Regions from separate parts of the Mus musculus genome. Here region 2 is linked to region 1. The links are chromatin loops, found by intact Hi-C in ENCODE. Cell type or tissue: gastrocnemius. All regions are shown on one strand.

What was found. Hi-C counts contacts between places; a loop is a spot of excess contacts. Peaks named below come from ENCODE experiments on the same cell type or tissue, not always from the same donor. Only the 100,000 strongest peaks of a DNase experiment are listed, where the experiment ranks them.
Region 2: a loop joins it to region 1, with 3 times the contacts of the local background. A loop is called at or near these places in 28 of 42 quality-filtered maps.

What each region holds. Positions count from the first base shown.
Region 1 is chr2:84,667,172-84,675,171 of GRCm38, forward strand. Btbd18 (BTB (POZ) domain containing 18) reads left to right here. Exons shown (of 5, transcript NM_001145100.1): 5 at 1-1,610. The coding sequence ends at 1,020. Selenoh (selenoprotein H) reads right to left here and starts at 3,537. Exons shown (of 4, transcript NM_001033166.3): 1 at 3,312-3,537; 2 at 3,074-3,219; 3 at 2,816-2,945; 4 at 2,044-2,226. The coding sequence starts at 3,415. The coding sequence ends at 2,845. Tmx2 (thioredoxin-related transmembrane protein 2) reads right to left here. Exons shown (of 9, transcript NM_025868.4): 6 at 6,329-6,435; 7 at 6,083-6,148; 8 at 5,853-5,982; 9 at 4,140-5,361. The coding sequence ends at 5,218. In gastrocnemius, no CTCF peak of the experiment used is centred here; a DNase peak (open chromatin) is centred at 3,571; H3K4me3 peaks cover 1,508 bases; H3K27ac peaks cover 1,260 bases.
Region 2 is chr2:84,613,896-84,621,895 of GRCm38, forward strand. Ctnnd1 (catenin (cadherin associated protein), delta 1) reads right to left here. Exons shown (of 19, transcript NM_001085450.1): 4 at 6,940-7,092; 5 at 6,024-6,559; 6 at 2,585-3,048; 7 at 1,193-1,376; 8 at 1-110. Among named protein-coding and RNA genes, the nearest start is that of Ctnnd1, 33 kb to the right of the region's middle. In gastrocnemius, a CTCF peak has its summit at 4,084; a DNase peak (open chromatin) is centred at 4,086; H3K27ac peaks cover 1,417 bases.

The sequences.
Region 1 (8,000 bases):
CCCTCAGATGTAGAAGAGCCTTCTGGAACTCTGCTGTCCTCAGTTAATGAGCAGGAAATACCTGCTAGAATACAACTGTGTCAGGACTCCCCAGAGAGCCCTAGGCTTCAAGACATTCTGCTCTCTGCTAGCCACTCCCCAGACCACCCTATGGTGAAGTCAGAGTTTGGGTCTAGTCCAATGCTGACAGGGAAGGAATCTGACTTGAATATTGACTGCAGAGAGCCCTACACATTCGACACAACCTTGCTTGGCCAACCTTGTGAGGCTGAGCAGTATCGAATCACAAGTGCTGCAGCTACCAGTGAACTGGAAGAGATTTTTGATTTTATGCTATGTGGCTCAGATGTTGAGCCACCAGTAGGATCTTTGGAGAGTCCTGGGGCTGAAGGCTGCAGAACCCCAAGTTATCACCTGTCAGAAACAGGAAAGAATTGGATTGAAGGGGAAGAATGGTGTTTGCCAGACATGGAACTCTGGCCCAGAGACCTCACAGGATTGGAAAAGGAACCAGTTAGTGAGAACAAAGAGCCAGTTGAGCCCTTTAGTCCCCTTGTCATGCGCTCTGAGAACACAGAATCATTTGAGCCCCTTAGCCCCCTTGTCATGCCCTCTGAGGTGAGTAGAGAGGAACTTTCACTAAGAGGCTCTTGGACTCCAGACCTTGAAATTACCAGCTCCCAGCCACTGGATGGTCAGGGAGAAAAACTTCTCCACTTTGACTCCTCTGACCCTTCGCAGAGATCTTATAATCATCTCTCTCCTCCATGCTCAGACTGGGCAGAGACAGGTCTGGAAGTGTCCCTAGGCATGGATGACGTATTGTGTCCTGTTCCCAAGGCAGTCAGAGAAGTGTCTGCCAACCCTGAACAGCTGGACCCACTTCCTGGCAGTTCTGAAGATGAAGAGATTGATGTGGTAGACTGGACAGTGGAAAAGAAGCTGGGGCCCACTAGTGTTCCCTCTGTTTGGCCTGACCCTTCCTCAGAGTCAGAAACTGAGGTAGATATACTAACATAGTGGAGGCAGGAGGGCAGGTTAGAGTTCCTGGGAGGGTGATAACTGTTCATCAACAGAAGGCGTTCTTGGCAGAAAAGCAAGCACCTCCTCAGAACTGATCTCCCCTCCTCAGGTTTCCGCACCAGGCAGAAGTCAAACAGCAATACCATGGTTAGAAAATTATGAACAAAGCAATTTCTTTGTAATCCATTTTTCAGTGACAAAACTATGTGGTACCCAACTCAGGTCATAAGGATAGTTATGAGTAGCCTCTCAATTCATGAGATATCTTATAGTCACTGAAAATTCAGGGAACTTCAAGCACTGTTTGTGGTTGTATTCAAAGAAGGTTTGAGAAGGAATGAAGCCATGTTAAGTAGAACACTGAAATGAGTGGAATCTCTAAATTGCCCAGGCTGGCTTTGAACTTTGACTTCTGCCTCAGCCTCCTGTAGCTAGTGTTACAGGCTTGTGCCTCTAAGCCCAGCCTATGGGGCTTACTCACTGCCAGTATGGGAAGTCAAGGAAAAGCTGCCACAGAAGCTAGAAAGATGTTACTTCCACGACCACTTCTGAGAAGTAGATTAAAAGTAGTTGCTTTTAAAAAACAGATTTGCTTTGTGGTTTTGGTTTTCATTTGTTTGGCTGGTTTTTTTGTTGTTTTTTTTGCTTTTCGAGACAGGGTTTCTCTGTGTAGCCCTGGCTGTCCTGGAATTCACTCTAGATCAGGCTGGCCTCGAACTAGAGTGCCTGCCTCTGCCTCCCAAGTGCTGAGATTAAAAGCGTGCGCCACCACGCCCAGCTGTGGTTCTGTTTTAAGCAAGGGTCTCTGGTAGGCCAGATTGGCCCAGTCCCCCTGTGAGACTTCAAAGTGCTGAGATTGCAGGTATACACCACCAAACCTAGCAACATTCTTGTTTTATAAGTGTTTCACCATAGGCCTTACAATTTCCAGACACGAGTTACTTTGCACTCTGAAAAATACAGACCAACAGCCCCACAAAGCTGGTTCTACCCATTCTTTAAGACAAAATTTAAACTTGCTCCTTATTCTCAGATACTTGACCTTTTATTAAACAATTGAAACACTTTTACAATGTCTTGCTGGAGGGCTGCCTCACAACTGAACCATCACTTCTGGTGAGGAAGAAACTATGGCTTCAGGTGCATAGCTTAAGTTTGGCCATGCACCATCATAAATGCTTCAACATCTCCAGGGACTGAAAGCTGCAAACAGAGAAGGGAACATCAGAGTAGGGTTCCATCACAAGGACCAGGAGACAAGCCCATCCCCACCTACAACTCTGGAGCTCATTAACTTCACCTTCCATCAGTGATCAGTCAACATGCATGAAACACGGGACAAAAATAAAATCCATGTAACCAAGAAGTGGGGGTACGAGCGGGATGGGTTGAGGCTATCTTATCTCAGATTACTAACAAAACACAGAAAAGCCAGGTAAAGTGAAGTAACAGCAAAGAGGCTGTCAATACAAGGGAGAAAAACCTTAACTACAAGTAAGCCACACTTTATTGAATTTATTGATTTGCAATAGACTCATAGAATTAAAATAACACCAGAGGTGGAAAACTGAATTAGCAAACAAAACTTGCCTGTGCCCTCAGGCTAAGACTTAACTAACTCAAGAGAGTACAAATGGCTCTTAGATTTGTTTGGGGGTCGGGAGTGTTATCAGCAGGAGTTCTACAATTTAGCTCCTCTTCGAAAATCCCAAATCCCATGAAAAATACACCGAAATGGTAAGGAGACGTTCCCTGTCTATCCCAGTGTGCATGCCCTGGTCACGATGCAAACCTCAACATGAGGACTCTTTCCCAACCTCTTTATGAAAGGTACTTCTTCAATTCTTCAACCACCTCTTGAGGCTCAGGAAATTTGAGCTTTCGTGGAGGGCCCTTCTTAATACCAGTCCAGAGTTCAACACCTGGGAAAGGATGGGATAAAGCCAAATTATGGTGGTACTCATTGGTACCCCCTCCCCTCAGTTATCAGGTGGCCGGGAGTCGCTTCTCGCCCCACCCCCACCCACCCCCCATCGCGGCCTCCACTCACGGCTGTTGTCCGAGCGCAGCAGCGTCACCTCGAAGCTGCCCCTCCGCGGTTTGGACGGGTTCACTTGCACAGGTAGCTCTGGGGCCTCCAGTTGCAGAGCCTGGCTCAAGGCAGCAGCATGGCGGCCGTACACGCGTCAGCTCGTACTACAGACACAAGCGATTGCAAATGGGGTCTCTCTGGTCTCAGCCGCCAGAGCCAACTCTTTCCCGCCCTCCTCGACTCCCCAACCCCTCACCAATGCTCAATGACCACGGTCGCGCCCTCCGCCAGTTTCTCGCGCTTGTCCACCGTCTCCATAGGCGCGGCCCCCGCCTTACGCTTTCTTCCGTGGGGGGCCATGGCACGGATTTCGGGGATGGCGCGTTGGTGGAATAAGGGGCGATGCAACTCCGGAGAGACAAACCAGCAGCCGGGAATCACAGATGCAAAGTTCAAATCTCGCAGCAAAGGGAAATGTGCGGGGGTGGGGGGAAGGACACGTGATCTGAAGGCGGGCCCTTCAAGCCCAACTACGCTATCAAAAGGGAGTCGGCGCGGAAATCCGGATCAAACCAACATTGTACAGCACTGAGGGGGTCTGTCTTGGGCGGAGACGGAGGAGTCTTGAAAGCCTCCTTTGGCTGGGGGTTTTCGGTATCTATACCTCCTACCCAAGGATCCCCAGACCAATCTCAGGGAAGTCTACTCCACATTTCCAGGGCGTTTGTACATAGACTACAGAATTCTAATTCGCACCGACATTGTTACTCCACATCTCCATGCGGTGAAACAAAAACGGACCGGTTAAGTGTATTTGAACCCGAGCCATTTACAATCCAGACGCTGTAGCTGGTGCCTATCTTCTCAGACACCCAGGTGAAATCAAGAGGATGGTGAGTTAGGGTTCATTTCTCCAACTGATCAAGGCCCTCATCCACAACCTTAAAAAGGAAGTTGAGGTCTAGAGGTGTTTGGCTTTTAGAGTCCCTGGGTTTGATATTCAATTTTAGGATTAAAAAAACAAACAAACAAACAAAAAAAGCAGTCCCCCGGCAGCTGCCCACTAGTAAAGGAAAAACAGCAAGGCAATCAAAAGAACAGTCCCTTTATTAGGGGAAGCGGTGGGATAGGAGGAGAGAACAGCTGTCCAGCCGTGGGGCTTTCTTCTTCAGGCCCCACCACACAAAGGAACCTCTCAGGTTTATATTGCCCTTCTCAGTTCCCACAACACAGGGTGGCCATTCAATTCTATTTCCAATGATGAAAATCATGGTTGAAGGCTTTTAATTGGGAACAGTGACCTTAAATGATAACACATACAAGCCTTTTATGTGTTCCTCCGTCACGTGTTTGTGCACTACATGCATACAGTGCCAGCCAAGGTCAAGGGCGGATGTTGGAGCCCCTGAGACTAGAGTTACAGGTGGTTTAGCCTCTATGTGCTGCTAGGAATCAAACCTGGGTCCTCTGGAAGAACAGCCAATTCTCTTAGCCACTGAGTCATCTCTCCAACCCCTTAAATTCCTTTCTCTTTACGATTTACTTACTATATATAGTATTCTGCCTGCATGCCAGAAGAGGGCATCAGATCCCATTATGAACCATCATGTGGTTGCTGGGAATTGAACTCAGGATCTCTGGAAAAGCAGCCACCAGTGCTCTTTCTTAATCGATGGGCCATTTCTCCAGCCCCAAACTTAAATTTCTTAATGCACAGATCAAGACAGAAAGGCCTAAAGGAAGAAGGGGTCCTTGAGGAAAAATTCTAAGGGCTTTATACTGACATCTAACATTAGGGTTTAATTTAGTCTATGCTTTGCAAGCTCACTAGGAGGAATAATTAAACCACAGACTGGTAATATCCAAGTGTTGAATAGCAATTTACACATTGACCCAACCTTGGAGGGAAACCATTTCTACCTCTATCGATAAGATCACTCCCTTCGAGAAACAGCTGACCAGGGCAGATGCGCCCTTCATAGTAGAATACTTCATGGTTTCCAGGATGCTTCTTTCAAAATCAGAAGCAGGCACAGTGCCCCTACCCAGGCACAGCCAAACAGAAATCAAAAGGCCTCAGGCAAGGATTGTGGTTATAGCTGGAACTGGGCCTCAAAGGTTCCTGAAATTGACAGGAGAGGAAGCAAAAACAATGCAGGATCCTATTTGTCCTTCTTGTTTTCCCCATCTGGCACAGTAGTGGGAGCAGGGTCCACAGGCTTCTCTTCTGACATGTCTCCACCCTTTGAGTGCTTCTTGGCTCGTTGGTATAGCTCATTCAAGTTGAATTCTCGAATCACATTCTCCTATGCAAAAGAGATGAACACATCAACGGCTGGGTGAGAAGGTAAAGTTCAGAGAGCAGGAGCAGGAAGTATTTAACTAAGCACAACCTGTAAGTCAGAGGGCAGCGACCTGCCCTAACCTACCTCTTTTCTGATACTTAAGTGTTCACTAGAGGCCAGTTATTGTGCCAAGAATTCTATCTACCTGCAACTGTAAAGCAATATGAGCCAGGTGGTACTGCCTCCCACTTACTCAAGTTTAGCGATGAGGAACCTAATTGGCTACAGAATGAATACAGGCACTTCACAGACCAAGTCTTTATCATTTTTCCTCAGCATTAGCAGCATATAACATAAACCTGCTGACTTAATAGGTGACATCCTGTAACTAATCTACATCCTCAAAAAACAGTGGGCCAGTGTCAGAATTCGGGATTAAACCCAGACTAAGAATAAAGCCCAATCACTGTTGTGTATCTTTCTCCAAACCACTGCCCATGTGTTTCACCTACCTCAGAAAAGGTCCAAGAGACAGCTCGTCCTTTCTTGTCAATCTGCGGCCGACGAATGACCTCCTTGCCGCCTTGGAACAGAATCAGGGTAGGGAGCTGTCTGGTGAGGGGTGATGTGCTCACTTTGTACCTACAGGGCCAGACGAGGACTCTGAGTAGTGCACCTGTATACATCACTTACATCACTCCAGGAATCCTCACTCAGGTCTTTAGCCCAAGCATCTACATACCGTGTGCTAACGTCAGTGTAGCGTCCAACATCTACCTTCCCAAAATTTAGCCCTGAACAGTTGTACCTGCGAAAAAATATAGTATTTAACATACGGAAAAATAAAGGGATGGATGGAGGGAAGTCAAAGCATAGCTACCTAGGTAAGAAAGGGAAAAACAACTTTGGATGTGTGAAGTTTAAGGACAAAGGAAAGGCGCTAGCTACTGCGTTTCTGTTACTCATACGCCTCAGTGTGCATACTCACTTGAGGGACAAGTCCGCATAGATGGGAGCAAAGGATTGGCAATCATTAGACCAGTTGGCAAAGAACTCCACAATCCAAGTGACCCTCTTGTCTCGCTCCAGCTCCTCCTACCCCACAGAGGGAAGAGAAAGAGGGTAAAGTCACCTGGGCATCTGAGAAGGTTCGGACCAGTGACAGCCCCGGGCTGCCCCTTTCCCATACAGGTACCCTGACAACCTTTCCAGGTTTGTCTATCGGTGCCAGGGATTGAATCCAGTGCCTAATACATCCGAGGCACTCACTTTACCACAAAAAAAGAAAAAAAAAAAAAAAAAAAAAACACCACTTTTTCGGGGGAGGGGAAAAGGTGGGGGGAATTAAAATAAGTATTTGTAAAATATTATTAATCAGGAGCTGGAATTTCCCAGCTGTAATGGCCATCAATTTTTTTTTTGTATTTTGTTTGTTTGTTTGTTTGTTTGTTTGTTTATGTATTTATTTGGTTTTTCGAGACAGGGTTTCTCTGTGTAGCTCTGGCTGTCCTGGAACTCACTCTGTAGACCAGGATGTCCTTGAACTCAGAAATCTGCCTGCCTCTGCCTTGCGAGTGAGTGCTGGGATTAAAGGCGTGCGCCACCACCACCCAGCAATCTTTTTTTCTTTCTTTCTTTTTTTTTTAATAACTAAAAAAAAAAGAGAATTGATTGTATTTATTGTGTGAGTGTAGGCATGTGTGCCACTGCCCGCTTCAGTCAGTTTTCTCCTTCTAGCCTGAAGATTGAGGCTTAGCAGCAAGGACTTTTTTTTCAGTTTATTTTTTAATTATTATTTGTGTGTGTGCGCGCGCGTATGTATGCGCACCACGGTGCACTTAAGGAGGCCAGAGGACAAACCTGTGCAGCTGATTCTCAAACTGTACTTCTACCTGGGTTCCAGCCACCAAGTTTCAGGCTGTCAGGGCTTGTGCAGCAAACATCCTTACTTGATGAAGCCCATCTCACCGGCCTGGCAGTCTTTCCTGAGACAGAGGTTTCCTACAGAGCTGGAACTGCTCTAGAACTCACTGTGTAGCCTACACTTCCTCAAACCTGCACCAACCCACTAGGCAGGCCTTTAACTCCAGCATTTGGTAGGCAGAGGCAAAAGGATCTCTGATTTGAGGTCAGCTTGGTCTATGGAGGAAGTTCCAGGATAGCCAGGACTACCCAGAGAAACCCTATCTCAAAAAAAAACAAAATAAACATACAAAACAAAGAAACAAAAAAACCTTGCAGCAATGTAGAATAATACAATTAAACTTATGTCCATCTGGCTTCAAAAAATGAGACATAAATAATATGATATTTATCAGGTTCTGCACAATCACTGGGGGATACCCCAATCTAAATCTCTCATGCTAGTTTGGCTACTGCCCCAATTATGCTCCCCAAATACTTGCTGTTTGCTGATTCTCTGAGCTTTTTCTGCTCCAGCAGTCTGGTGTCCTAGGCAGGGCTGGTCATAACTCAGAGAGACCTCCTGTCCTCTCCCTCTTTGCCTTCTACGTGCTCCTTCTCCTCGTGGTCCCTACCTGTGACCCCCAAATCTGGTAACTCAAACTCGATCCCCTCCCCACCTCCCGCCTTATTGGCTGTCGCTAATTTTACTTAACCGCTAGTTTAAATTGGGAAGCAAGGTTTATACAACAAAGGCT
Region 2 (8,000 bases), 53 kb before region 1:
CTGAATCCTTCTGCCCAATTTCTGCCTGAACGATGAAAATGAGGGCATCAACTAAGCCGTCACATTCCCGAAGTTTCCTCCGGGCTTCACTCCTCTCTGAGCTTACGTTCCTAAGGGAAACACAAAATTAAGTAGAGGACTTAAATCCATAAAGTGCCCCCCACAGATATTGTTCTTCATTTCCATCGAAAGCTTCCTTAAAACCTTTTGTATTCAGTACAATAGGCAATTGATACTTAAAAGCAAGGTACTGCAGTTGGAAATTGACTGAAAGTCTGTCTGCTGAGCTTTCTCAAGCTTGTGAAGTCCTGTTGAAAAACATGCATACCAGGAACTGGAACAGGCAGGCAGCGTCAAGAGCACTAGCACTGGATGCTCTTCTAAGGACTTGGGTTCAACCCTCAGCACCCACACAAAGGTTGTAGCTCCAGAGGATCTGACACCCTCTTTCAGGCTAAGTGGCAGATAGTTTACCCAAGATTATACAAGGCAATGGGTTTAATACCCAGCACCACAAAAAAAAAAAAAAAAAAAAAATGGGTTTGTGGGGAGGGCAGAACCAACATCAGTAAATCTAGCCAGAAGTCATTTGTTATATAGCAGCACAAATAAATACAGACAATGACAAAGGTGTTTAATTTGAAATACAGATGACCATGACAGGAACCAAGACACAAAAATCCACAACTAGGTAAGAAGCTTGTATGTGGGAGGCTCTAAAAAGGCGTTTACCTAATTAGATGAACAAAATCAAAGAGGAATAAAAAGTGAACAGGAAGAGGGAATAAACACACAAGCCGATAAACATGGTACACACAAGAAAGAAGCAAAGGCAGGTAGGCTGAGGTCGAGTACACACAAGGTAGAGTAAAGGTTGCCTAGAACATGCAATGTCTTGAATTTGGTCCTCAGTACCACAAAATAATCATAATTAAAAGAAGCAGGCAAGCAAACAAACAAACAGAAACTCAACTTCTAATTTAAAAAAAAAAAGAAAAAGTGTCCAACTGGGGTGCATGCATATATGTATGGGACTGGAGACTGCACCCAGGGAAGCACCTTAGCAACGAGTTCCATTCTATCTGCAGCCAAACCACATCCCTTGTTGAGACAGGGTCTGACAGGTTTATAGGCCAGCACTACCAACTCCAGCAAAAATTGAATCTTTATAGTCTTGAAAACCTCCACTTACCGAAGGCAGCCAGCAGTGTTGGTAAGCACTGACTCCCATTCAATATGCCGTGGCTTACAGTCTTCATTAGGTTCTCTCTCCCAACCAGAATGTGGAATGATAACTTCATCTGTCAAGGCATGTAGCGCATGGTCCACAATCTCCATTTTGATTGAATCATGGGATGAGAGATTCCACAGGGTTCCTGACAGGGACAATTCAGAGAGCTCTTTAGCACCCAAGACAGTATGTCTGCAGAATATCAGAGGCAGCCCTATTCTATTCCTTCTTCGTCAATGACCACAGATTTACCCATTACAGAGTCTAGGACTCCATGTAGTATTAGTCAGGCTTCTGGCCCATGGTAATATGTATTTTATAGTATAGTTTAATATAGGCACAAATAGCTTTACAAAACAATCTACACCAGTTTCTTTAGCTCAGCAACACAGTCACTTTGGACCACATAATTCTTTGCTGTGGGAAGTTGTCCTGTCTATTGTTGGATGCTTGCCCGTTAATCAGGCCCTAGCCTTTACTCATTGGATGCCAAGAACATGCTCTACCTAACCTCAAGTTATGACAACCAAAAGCAACTGCAGCAATGGAGATGTCCTCTTGGGGCAAAAATATCCTGCCAATTAAGAACCAATATTTCTTTTTCTTTCTGGAATGGTGATTATACCCCCACAAAACGGATCACCTTGTATAATCTGGAAAATTATTCCAAATAAATGGCCATAAACTCAAATTTCTAAATGGAACAGGCTGCTTGAGTCAAGAAAGGTACACATTTAAAACAGATTATAAGGTTGTGGATAAATGGCAATTGCTCTCCAGCTTGTGTCTTTGGAAAACAAGTTTCTCTACTACTATAGTTGGTCAAAAATAACAGACTGCACCAGAAATGGTGGCCCACTCGTTAATCCTAGAGCTCAGGAGGCAGAGGCAAGTGGATCTCTGTGAGAAGACAGCCTAAGCTACATAGTGAGTTCTAGAACTTGCCTACATAGAGAAAGACTTTACCTCAAAAAAACAAGAAAACATGCAGGTATGCACAATGTGTTGGAGAATATTGCGTGTGTCATGTGTCATCCAATCAAATCTGTAAAGCAGATTTGACCCAAGGCTACTCACTACCTCGGAACCTATAATCAAAAGATAATGGATTGGCCAGGCATGGTAGTGTATGCTTTTTATCACAGAATTTGGGAGGCCGAAGCAGGTAGATTACTTCAAGTTCAAGTCCAACCTGCTCAACATAGTGAGTTCTAGGCCAGCCAGAGCTACACAGTGAGACCCTGACTCAAAAAGAATTAATTATTCAATAAATTAATTAAAAGTTAAGAGTCTAGAAAGTTCTAGATCCATACCTGTCTATAGATTAACAGTGACCTCTAACCTGGCACTCACCAGTAATCACTTCAGTCAGGTCCATATCACGAGCCTTTCGGAGCAATCGGACCAGAGCAGGAACACCATCACAGTTTTTTATGGCGATCTTGTTATCTTGGTCACGTCCAAAAGAGATATTCTTGAGAGCTCCACAGGCTCCGAGGTGCACTTCCTTTTTGGGATGGTCTAACAATCCTACCAATATCGGGATACCCTTGAGCTTCCGCACGTCAGTCTTCACCTTGTCATTGCGGTAGCATAAGTGCTGCAGGTATGCAGCTGCATTGGACTTAACAGCATCCAAGCGGAAGCCTAACATGGCAATCACCTCTGGCAGCTCAGGCTGTCTCCAGTTTGAAGGTGGGGGCATTCCCTTTCGCAAACTATCCAAGCTTGCTAAACTGCCCCGCTCATGCTGAGCTAAAGGAGCCCAATAGTACTGATCAGGCGGCACCTCTTCACCAATCATGTCTTCATAGCTCCTGCAATTTTGAAAGAACAAAGAACCAAGCAGTTAAATCTGGCTTCATAGACATTCCTATTACCAATCATCTTCAAGGTAGGATCACAGCTCTACAGAGATCATGTGTCTCCTCTGTATGGTCAATTTTTAATAATTTTGTGAGCAAGTGCAAGTACTCTCAATGTCCCTCGACATTATTATTATTATTTTTTTTTGAGACAGAGTTTCTTCCCAAATCTGAAGCTTGCTGATAAACTAGTCTGACTGTCCTGCAGGACCCAAGGATCCTCTTATCTCTGCCACCACAGAGCTTAGCTTGTTATGTAGGTACTGGAGCTCAAATCCTGGTCCTCATGTTGTGCAAAAAGCATTTCACCAACTGAACTCTCTCCCTGGGTCCAATTTTAATAACTTAAAAGTAACCTGTGGCCGGGTGTGGTGGCGCACGCCTTTAATCCCAGCACTTGGGAGGCAGAGGCAGGCGGATTTCTGAGTTCGAGGCCAGCCTGGGCTAAAAAGTGAGTTCCAGGATAGCCAGGGCTACACAGAGAAACCCTGTCTCAAAAAACCAATGAATGAATGAATGAATGAATGAATGAATAAATAAATAAATAAATAAATTTTAAAAAGTAACCTGTGAAGTTTGCTGATTGAGAAAGACAAGTATGTGGAACGTTCATCACAAAGAGAACACACAAGGAATCCGCACACAGGAAAGAGCTAGTGGAACAAAACTATTAAGCTCGCCCTATTTTGGAAATTGAAGAGGCACTGATCAAGAAAAACAGAGGACTTCTGGCTATATTGTTGAGGAGTTAGCTTTAGTACTACTGAGGCATAAACTTGAACACTAGCTGTCACAGTTCATCCCAGGGCCTCACGTGCTATTCAGTCAGACAGGTATGTTCCAAGAAGAGTTCCATCCTTCAACTTCTACATTTCCATGTCTGCCAAATGGCACCTATACACCAACATATATTGGAATGTCCCAGCTCTTGGATCAGAAGAAGAAACTGAAAGATGTCAGATGAGAAGCAACACTTCCTGTTTCAGTACCATCAATACCCACTAGAGGGTGAGCCTGTCACACTGTTATTTATAAGTACAAAGGAAGAACCCTATTATCTATGAGCTCACCTCACTCACCACCAACCCAACCCCCCCCCCCCCCCCCCGGGCTCCCACTGGGATAGGGGACTCTATTGTGTAGGACTCTCCAAATAAGACTTGCTTGTTCCATAAAACCACTCCCACAGTCACCAAACATTGAAAATTAGCCTACCTAACAGGTATCAACACTGATCATTAAACAATAAAAAACTCAGTAGAACAAATCATTTCATTAAAAAATAAATAGACTTGGCAGTAGTGGCACATGGCTTTAATCTCAGTAGTTGGGAGACAAAGGCAGGGCAAATCTCTATGAGTTCAAGGCCAGCCTGGTCTACAGAGAAAGCTCCAGGACAGCCCTGGTCTTGAAAAACCAAGGGAAGTAGGGGGTTGATAGTAAAGGCACCTTTAAACTTAAAATGTCATTTAAACAAAATAAAGTAAGTTGTTTTGTTTTAAAAGCAGATTGCTAAACACTATATGAAAAAATATTTCCTTTTAATGAGAAAACAGGATACATGTTTTCAAGAAAACCCCAAGAAACACCAAACTGTCCATGAGAGAATGGTGTTTTAGGCTGTATGCTGAGCATATTTTACTTTTCTTGTTTAAGACAAGCAACTATAAAAATAATTGCCACTGCCAGATTTTGTTTCAGTCACTCAAGGAAGTCTATCTTTATACTTCCTTCTTTCATAGGCAGTAGATCAAGATTCTTTCACAAATAACAAAACTGCACAAATGACCCAATAACTTGCTTAAGGCTCTATAGATAATGGCAGAGGCAAACTAAAACCAGGGTTTTCAAGTTCAGTGCTTTTGCCACTAATCACTGCCTTGCTATGAAAGTTTGACCTTGCACTATTCTTGAAGGCCGAAACAGGAAGCAGAATTCTTCTAGTCAAGAATCTTGCTAGTCAAGCAGGATTCCAAACTCAATGTCACCCTGGAATAAACCCAAGAACCAAGCCCCAAACCCGCTCTATGTGACTGGCACTTCAAAGGACAGCAGGGAACAGTCTGGTCATCCACACCCACCTGTGTCTAATCTCTCTTGGCTATTGAGGAAGTCAGAGCAAGCAGACTTCAGCCCCACTCCTTGGGCAGACTCTTCTAATGATAGCTGCTATCTATCTACCCTAGCTAGCTTACACCAGCTAAGATCTGGTGCCCCTTTAGGAATAAAAGGTGAGTCACATGGGAGTTGAATTTGCTAACCACGCCATCTGAAGAGTGTCAGTGACTCAGGCTTAGATAATAGGGCCTCTACTCCTGTCCCAGACTAATTCAGTTTATGGTTAGCCAATACCACCTAATATACATTTGGAAAGTGCCAAGACCTTTGCTTTGGAAGGTCATGAACCTACTTACAAAGACTGAGAACAGCTGCCAGGGCACCCTCACTATCAAGATAACTATAAGCCTTCCTTTATTTCTTAACTTGGAAAATATAGACCCTGATTTTAAAGTAATGTTTGCAGCCCAAGACCAAACATGTTTTTTTGTGCACACCCATAAGTAAGAGTTTTTAAAATAACCTTTTAAAAATATGAAATCCCGACAAGAGACATGACAAAGGCACTAATGAACAGCACACAAAGCCTAAAATGGGTCCTTTAAAAAAGGTCTACCAGCCAGAGCTAAATAGTGATACCCTGTCTCAACAATAACAAGAATAAAGAAAGGGAAGGAAGAAAGAAAGGGAGTGAGGACCAATCAATCCCATTGTAAAATCTTCCTCCATGGCAACTACGCATCCAAACAGTCAGCATGGCATCTTCAGCCAGCAAAGATCAGCTCTAGGAGGAAGAGCCCTCAGAGCAGACAGGTGCTTAGTGACCTCTAGGAGTCCCTAAAGCTACCTCTTCCCCCACTCCTGCCCACCTGAGGCGTCGTCGAGGGTCAGAGGGTGTTCCTGTCCGACGGGCAGTACCATAATCAGACATCATGCCGTAATCGAGGTCATCATAGCCCATGCTGCGCTGGTCATCCTCTAGCCCGTAAGGCTCAGGATGAAAACGATGCAGGTCCACACTGCTTCCACCTACTCGAACCTGGGGCTGGGGCCCATAGACATCTTGTCTACTGGGTGCCCGGTAGCCTTCCATGCTGGGCCTATACCGCTCCTCAATTCGGGTCACCCGGGACAGACTGCCGTAGTTGTCACTGCCACCTGGATAACCATCTTCATAGTGTCGGCCATACCCATCTGGAGGATAGTGGAAGTTCCTAGGAAGAGTGGCAGTGCCCGCTTGCCCCACATAGGGACCAGGGCCCCCATTGCCATTCTTGCGAAAATCACGGCCCAAGGTCTGGATATAGTTATTGGAGACTGCTGAGGCGTCCACGGGCAGCCCGTCTGGCCCCATGGGGACAGGCTGTACTGTCCGAGTTGTCATTGTCTTCACAACTTTTTTGACCTTCATTTAAGGAATAAGAAAAGGAAAACCAACTATTGAGGAAATAAAGAATCTAAGTTTAAATTCCACAGTACTCTAAGATAGAAACCCTACCCTCTAGGTCTTTATACAGAAGTGTGTGTCATCTATATCTCTTCTCCATCCTACAGAAGCCCTCAATGGAAAAAAACTGCCCAATCACTAACATCCTCTCCGGAAGCTACTGTAACTGTCATACTCCTCCTCTCTTCCCACTTCCTGAACTTCTTTTACCTTGTCTCTTTGCCCAGGCATCACTTTCTTTCTGGCAGACAGTGGCTTTGGCTCACTTAACTCGTTAGCTTCTCTACTAAAATACCACAGAGGACCTATCATTCTAAGACACGAAAATCTCAGCTTACTGTGGTCTCCGTGCGTCTAGTGGTCCCATCATCTGTGGTCTCCACAGAAACAACAGACATGGCTCCTTCAGGGTCCTCCTCGGTGTAGGTTTCCACAATCTGTCCTGGCTCCTGCATCCTGGGGATAGTGCTGTACAGAAGGTGGTTGTGATCCTATGAGAGAGAAAAGAGTGAAAATACAACTGAACCTATGTAGTAACAATCTATTCTAGTAAGAAACACAGGTGCCTCTAGAGACAGGAGGCCTTCATGCATCTCCCATTGTCCTCAGGGGTTTTTAATAAAAAATGGTTGTCATCTTTAATACTTGTACAAAAAGGCAGGGCATGGTAGTGTACACCTTTAATCCCAGCACTCAAGAGGCAAATGCATGCAGACCTGTAAATTCAAGCCTACCCTAATATACACAGCAAATTCCAGGTCAACTAGGACCACATGTAAAAGGACAGAAAATAAAACTTCCTAGTACTAGCTATCTAACACATATAAGTTTAAAAAGGTAACTAGAATCATGCTGACATTGCAGTGACTGGGACAGCAGGTTACCTCCCATTCTGGTCCCCGACTTGGATATTAACTGTGTTAACTGTAATATTTACACTGGAGCAATACTTCAAAAAGAACAGCTTACTCAGTAAAGATACGGATTTTAAAAAATAATAAAAATACCAGGTTTTTGCTTTGTTTTGGGTAGCTAGGCAAGCACCCCACCTGCCACTGAAAACATTTGGAGCCTCCTCCTACTTTTACTTTGGGATAAGGTTCCAGCAATCTCCCAGGGAGGCCTTGAAACTTTTGATCCTCCTGCCACAGCCTCCTAAGACACTAAGATTAGATTTGCCCCATCAGGCCCAACAAAGATTTTGTTATTCATCAGATTCGTTCATCTCCTCAGTTAGATTTTAGGTAAGCTTTTCTACAATGTAAAATTATGCTCTCCCTCAAAACAATTGCAGTTTTTGGAGGATCAAATGAGATAGGAATACCATGAGAAAAGCCAATGATTAAAAAAAAAATCAGCAAAACTATAATTTGAAATGGTACCTTTTTAATTTCCAAAA